2 separate regions of the Homo sapiens genome follow, and region 2 is linked to region 1. The links are chromatin contacts, found by Hi-C or POLR2A ChIA-PET in ENCODE. All regions are on one chromosome and are shown on one strand. The core of a region is the stretch at or near the end of the contact, and the rest is flanking DNA. Distances in the headings are between cores, read along the strand shown.

Region 1 (3,008 bases), core at 422-2,921:
GTTTTATTTTTAGGATAATGATTATCAATACATCCAACAAATTCTGCTAAATAAACTTGCCATGTAACTGAATTAATAAATGCCTGTTTAACCTGATTTTTATTTATAGGAACTATAATCTTATTAGGTTCAGTGCCACAAAGTTTAACAACTCGCATACGAGCCTGTCCAATTAAAATTGCCATCTGATCTAAATATACTGTAAGTGTTTTTATGGTATTACGTGGCAAAAAGGACTATTCAACTAAATCATTATTTTGAACAATAATCCCCGTTGGGGAGTGTGAAGTAGGGAAAACAATGAATTGTAAAGGCAAGTCTGGGTCAATCCTACTGACCTGGGCTTGCGGAATTTTTTCTTCAATTACTCTTAACTCTTTCATGGCCTCGGGTGTTAGTTCTCTTTTACTGTGTAAACTGGAGTCTCCCCTCAGTATTGAGAAGAGATTAGACATAGCATAAGTAGGAATTCCTAAGGTGGGCCGAATCCAATTAATATCGCCTAACAATTTTTGAAAATCATTTAAGGTTTATTTGGTTTTTGTTTTTGTTTTTGAGACGGAATCTTGCTCTGTCCCCCAGGCTGGAGGGCAGTGGCTTGATCTCGGCTCACTGCAAGCTCCGCCTCCCGGGTTCACGCCATTCTCCCGCCTCAGCCTCCCGAGTAGCTGGGACTACAGGCGCGCAGCCACCACGCCCGGCTAATTTTTTGTATTTTTAGTAGAGGCGGGGTTTCACTGTGTTAGCCAGGATGGTCTCGATCTCCTGACCTTGTGATCCGCCCGCCTCAGCCTCCCAAAGTGCTGGGATTACAGGCGTGAGCCACTGCCCCCCCGCCCATTTAAGGTTTTTAAAGAAGCTTTTCTAATTTGAACCTTTTGAGGCTTAATGCTCTATCCTGTACTTGCATTCCCAAATACTGAAAAGGAGTGGTTGTTTGAATTTTGTCAGATGCTTTAAGCAATCCAGCGTTTGTAATTGCCTTTTGCAAAGATGAATAACATTGAATAAGTTGGCCTCTATTTTTTGCTGCACACATCTGGAAATTGATCTCTAACAGGCTGGATAGTTCTGCCTACAAAAGTCTGACAAATTGTGAGACTGTTTAACATACCCCGAGGTAAAACCTTCCAATGATATCTGGCTGCAGGTTCTTTATTATTAACTGCAGGGATGGTAAAGCCAAATTTTTCGAAATCTGCCTCTGCTAAAGGAATTGTAAAAAAAAAAAAAAAAAAAAAAAAAAAAAAAAAGCAATCTTTTAAATCTATAATAACAAGCGGCCAGTCTTTAGGGATTATAATGGGGGATGGGAGCCCTGGTTGTAAAGCTCCCATCGGTTGAATTACAGCGTTGACCGCTAGTAAATCGGTCGGCATGCGCCATCTGCCGGACTTTTTCTTAATTACAAATACTGGGGAATTCCAAGGAGAAAAAGTGGGTGTGAAACATGTCCTTTTTCTAGTAATTCTTTAACTATTTCATAAAGCGCCCCCAATTTTTCCTTAGGGATCGGCCACTGTTCGACCCAGACAGGGCGCTGGGTCATCCATTTTTAAGGGAAATTGCTCCTTCCCCGTAATGAACGGCAGGGCGAGCCTGAATTTTAATTAACTGGTGGCTGAGCCTGAATCATCCCTTTACCGTAATTAACGGCAGGTTTTGCAACAATGGGCGCGGCGAACCGCGTCTCAGGCTTCCATGCCCGCAATTCACAAGGCTTAGGCGCGGGTGGCCATTCCGGAGCTTCCCCTGAGGGTGCGGTAGGTTGGACGGTCTCTTTCATATGTGTTTGGTTAGCATATATAACCTCCTGATTCTCCGCCTTTTTTAAACTGGAGCTAGATGGTGCACTCTCCTGACCGTCAAACTCGTCTCCTTCATTTCCAAATGCTGGTTCCTCCTCAGTCTGCAAAGGCTCACGTGCTGTTTTCACTGCCGCCCACACAGACCAAGCGGAGAAAGGAATTTCTTGACCCTCTTTTTGTGCCTGTTTGAAGTCAGCCCTTATTTTTTCCCAGTCTTTCAAATCCATGGAGCTGTGTTCCGGGAACCAAGGAGAATATTGTTCTATTAGCTGAAACAGGGACAGAAGATTTTGGGTGCTCACGTTTAACCACAGTGGCACAATAACTGCCGCACCAAACTCAAATAATTATTATGTCTACTCTCAGCCTGACCCACAATTTCCTGTTGTTACCCTGGAATTCTCCGAGCGCCCCGCTTACCTGCAGAGCTTAAAAGTCTTTTCGTTGGCCGGCGCGGTGGCTCACGCCTGTAATCCCAGCACTTTGGGAGGCCGAGGCGGGCGGATCACGAGGTCAGGAGATCAAGACCATCATAGCTAACATGGTGAAACCCCGTCTCTACTAAAAATACAAAAAGTTAGCCGGGCGTGGAGGCGGGCGCCTGTAGTCCCAGCTACTTGGGAGCTGAGGCAGGAGAAGGGCGTGAACCCGGGAGGCGGAGCTTGCAGTGAGCCGACATCGAGCCACTGCACTCCAGCCTGGGTGACAGAGCGAGACTCCGTCTCAAAAATAAATAAATAAATAAATAAGTAAAAATTAAAAAAAAACTTTTCGTCCTTGGGAGTTCTCCATCTGTCGGTCCTTCATTTTCGACGCTCCTGCATTCCTTCACCCGGTTGTTTTGGAGATACCACGTTGGGCGCCAGATGGTGGGGTCCAGCCTCAACACTACCCGTGGGTACCTGAAGTCCGGTGGCGACAAAGGAATGAGAAAAGACAAGTTAAGATTTTAAAGCAGGCCCAGGGGGCCAGTTGCTAGAGTGAAGGCTGCAAAACGCCCAGAGTTCTGGTTGCCTGACGATTTATTGAGCACAATCTTTTGATCTAAGAAGCAGCTGGGATGAAACGGTGAAGGAGCGGGAGCGTACGTCATTGGAAAGATGTAGAGCAGTGGCGGTTATATGAATTTCCTTTAAGCTAAAAGCATATGTCTAACTGCTAAGACAGTCTTTAACTTATCGGGCTGCAGCTGGTGGGGGC
Region 2 (3,237 bases), core at 537-3,036, 310 kb before region 1:
AAGTGTATATTTACATCTACCTGCCTGGACCAAAGCCTTTGGATGTGCTGAATGGTGGGCACAGGTGATCAGGCCTCAACCCAGTGAACAACAGGATAATTTGGTAGAATTACTTTAGAGAGAAAGAACCTACTCAGTAGGTGATGTGGAGCCTTCTGAAATAGGTCATCTTCACTACTCAGATCTTTTTTCTTTTGGAGACAGAGTCTTGCTCTGCTCCCCAGGCTCGAGTGCAAAGGTGTGAGCTCACTGCAACCTCTGCATCCCAGGTTCAAGCAATTCTCCCGCCTCAGCCTTCCAAGTAGCTGGGACTACAGGCACGCACCACCACATCCGGCTAATTTTTGTATTTTAGTAGAGACGAGGTTTCATCACTTTTCCCAGGCTGGTCTCAAACTCCTGAGCTCAGACAATCCACCCAGCTCAGCCTCCCAAAGTGCTAGGATCACAGGCGCGAGCCACCACGCCTGGCCTCCCTTATATCTTTATTTTACCTGCTTTTCAGAAATTGCTTGTTCCTGTTGTTTTATTTATTTTTACTTGTAATTCCTTTCCAGCCCCATTATAATGGCAAAACACTGCAATCTGAATGTTCAACTCGGGGGAGATTTGTTAACCCACCCCCCCAATCATAAGATATTTGAATGGAATCTAAATGCCTAGCCACCAGTACACCGCCTGGTACAACCTGAATGTCTACCTATAAGAGACTGGTGGGGACAAGCTAAGAGTCCAGACTCAGGGGCATGGATGGCATAACCTAAATGTTCAACCATATGGGACTTGATTGGAACTAAAAACTGTCCAGCCATAGGGAGAGTCTTGCAATATCCTAAATCCCCACATGAGATTGTTTGGGACAACCCAGGGACCAACTACAGTGGCCCGGTCAGATCCTAAATGTCCAAACATGGGAATCTGTTTGGTATGTAAACGTCCAGCCAGGCTGGGTTGGCAGAGACGATCTAAATGACCAACTGGGGTTTTGTTGGAACCCATCGCTGCTTAGGCATGGCAGGGCCCAGGCCATGGCGTGTTCTTTGGTCTAGGTTGGCTGAAACAACCTAAATGCCCAACTATAGGGAATCTGGTTGGAAGTGAATGTCCAGCCACAGGGGAGCCCTGCAACATCCCAAATCCCAACACGAGATTGTTCAGGACAACTTCAGTGGCCTGGTCGGATCCAAAACGTCCAAACACGGGAATCTGGCCAGTGTGTCAATGTCCAGACAGGTTGGGTTGGCAGAAACTATCTAAATGTCCAACGCTGGCCAGACGCGGTGGCTCACGCCTGTAATCCCAGCACTTTGGGAGGCCGAGGCAGGTGGATCGCTTGAGGCCAGGAGATCGAGACCATCCTGGCTAACACGATGAAACTCCGTCTCTACTAAAAATACAAAAAAATAGCAGGGAGTGGTGGCGGGCGCCTGTAGTCCCAGCTACTCGGGAGTGCTGAGGCAGGAGAATCGCTTGAACCCGGGAAGCGGAGGCTGCAGTGAGCAGAGATCGCACCACTGCACTCCAGCCAAAATAAATAAATACATAAATGTCCAATGCTAGGGCACCGCATTTGAGCCTAGCTCGGACGGGGCCTCTGCGACGGAGTATCCTGGGCGACCCCGTCCCCTCTCTGGCCCGTTTCCCAGTCTCTGAGCTTGGGCCAAACTCTAGGACCTCCGGCCCCGGTCCGCCCCTGCCTCACCAGGCGGTCCCGGCCCCTGTACGACTCCAGCGCCGACGCCAGGCCGCTCAGCGACGCCATGGCAACTCCGTGACGTCACCGCGACGTCGGCGCGCCGCGCCAGGGGGCGGGGCCAGGCCGGGGTACCGGGAGCGCCCCAAAGGCTTGCGCGCAGGCGCGGCCGCAGGCCTTTGTCCCCCTGACCGGCTTTTTGTCCGCTGTAGGGGAGGGACAGAGTTTGCAGAGGTGGGGCCGACACGTGTGTGCTCTCCAGGCCTGCAGACCCTGGATCATCCTCGGAGTTTGCTGCATTCTGCCCCACGGCGGTTTGGCCAACTACCCACGCACAAAAAAATATATTTCTAAGTTTAACCAACTACCCACACGCTCCAAAAATATTCCAAGCAAAACCACCAACCTGTTCGCAGTGGTTCAAGGAGAGATTTTCCTTTTTAGTTTTTGTGCTTCACCTTTTCTGCACTGTCTGCCTGCCCGTAGTGAGCAGGAATGACTGCTGTAATATCACAACAAGGCATCTTTCGACGTTAAGGAAAGACGTTATCTTTGGACGTTAAGAATTGTTCTAGAATACATAAATAAAAAATAAAAATGCACAATTCAGTGACATTAGTACATGCACATGTTGGACAACCATCACCCCTTGCTAGTTTCGGGGTATTTTTATCACCCCCAAGAGAGACCCCCGTAGGAGACCAGCATATGCCCCTCTGAAATATGCGACCTTGGTGTAGGATTATTTTGAGCTGAGATCAATGAAGCTGATACCGGAAAAGCTCTCTGTTCTTCCCTGATTTGCCTCAAAGCAGGACCTAAAGGTACAAAGGTGCCCTCCTCCCCTCTCTACCAGGAAGGACAAAGGTTGATCACCAGGGACACCTTTAGACTCTTGTCTGGAGACGTCTTTTTTTTTTTTTTCTTTTTTTTTGAGACGGAGTCTTGCTCTGTCCCCAAAGCTAGAGTGCAGTAGCGCCATCTCTGCTCACTGCGTCCTCCGCTTCCCTGGTTCAAGCGATTCTCGTGCCTCAGCTTCCCAAGTAGCTGGGATCACAGCTGTGCACCACTGTGCCCGGCTAATTTTTGTATTTTTGGTAGAGTCGGGGTTTCACCACGTTGGCCAGGCTGTTCTCAAATTCCTGGCCTCAAGTGATCCGCCCGCCTCGGCCTCCCAAAGTGCTGGGATTACAAGCGTGAGCCACCGCACCCGGCCTCAATGTCCTTTTCCTTCGTCTTGTCACTTCTCCAAAAATTTGCTGCTATATGTTGAAGGTGCTATATAAGCAGGAGTTATATAAGCTATATAAGCCACCTCATTTCTCTTGGCATCTCCCATGTACACATAAGGTACACATGTTAATAAATTTGTTTTTCCCTTGTTAATTTTTTTTTTTTAGACGGAGCCTCGCTCTGTCGCCCAGGCTGGAGTGCAGTGGCACGATCTCGGCTCACTGCAAGCTCCGCCTCGCGGGTTCACGCCATTCTTCTGCCTCAGCCTCCCGAGTAGCTGGCACTACTACAGGCGCCCGCCACCACGCCTG

Evidence for each region. Hi-C counts contacts between places; a loop is a spot of excess contacts on that map. ChIA-PET counts read pairs that join two places held with the same protein, here RNA polymerase II (POLR2A). Pooled maps may share reads with other maps.
Region 2: a loop to region 1 is called in a pooled map, with 2.8 times the contacts of the local background. The contact joins the promoter of PEX11G here to the enhancer-like site in region 1. A Hi-C loop is called at or near these places in 2 of 37 single-sample maps with no recorded cell type and 7 of 50 pooled maps. POLR2A ChIA-PET finds 5 or more read pairs at or near these places in 2 of 52 experiments (HCT116 and PC-9).

Annotation. Positions count from the first base shown.
Region 1 is chr19:7,798,372-7,801,379 of GRCh38, forward strand. The region is part of intron 1 of LOC124904628 (a long non-coding RNA gene); the gene reads left to right. Among named protein-coding and RNA genes, the nearest start is that of EVI5L, 30 kb to the right of the region's middle. Within about 2 kb of position 1,672, at least 4 of the 41 ENCODE cell types and tissues checked have a DNase peak (open chromatin) inside an H3K27ac peak, as active enhancers do.
Region 2 is chr19:7,487,249-7,490,485 of GRCh38, forward strand. It overlaps PEX11G (peroxisomal biogenesis factor 11 gamma), which reads right to left and starts at 1,787. Exons shown (of 5, transcript NM_080662.4): 1 at 1,703-1,787. The coding sequence starts at 1,762. RefSeq lists silencers at 1,534-1,593, 1,644-1,973.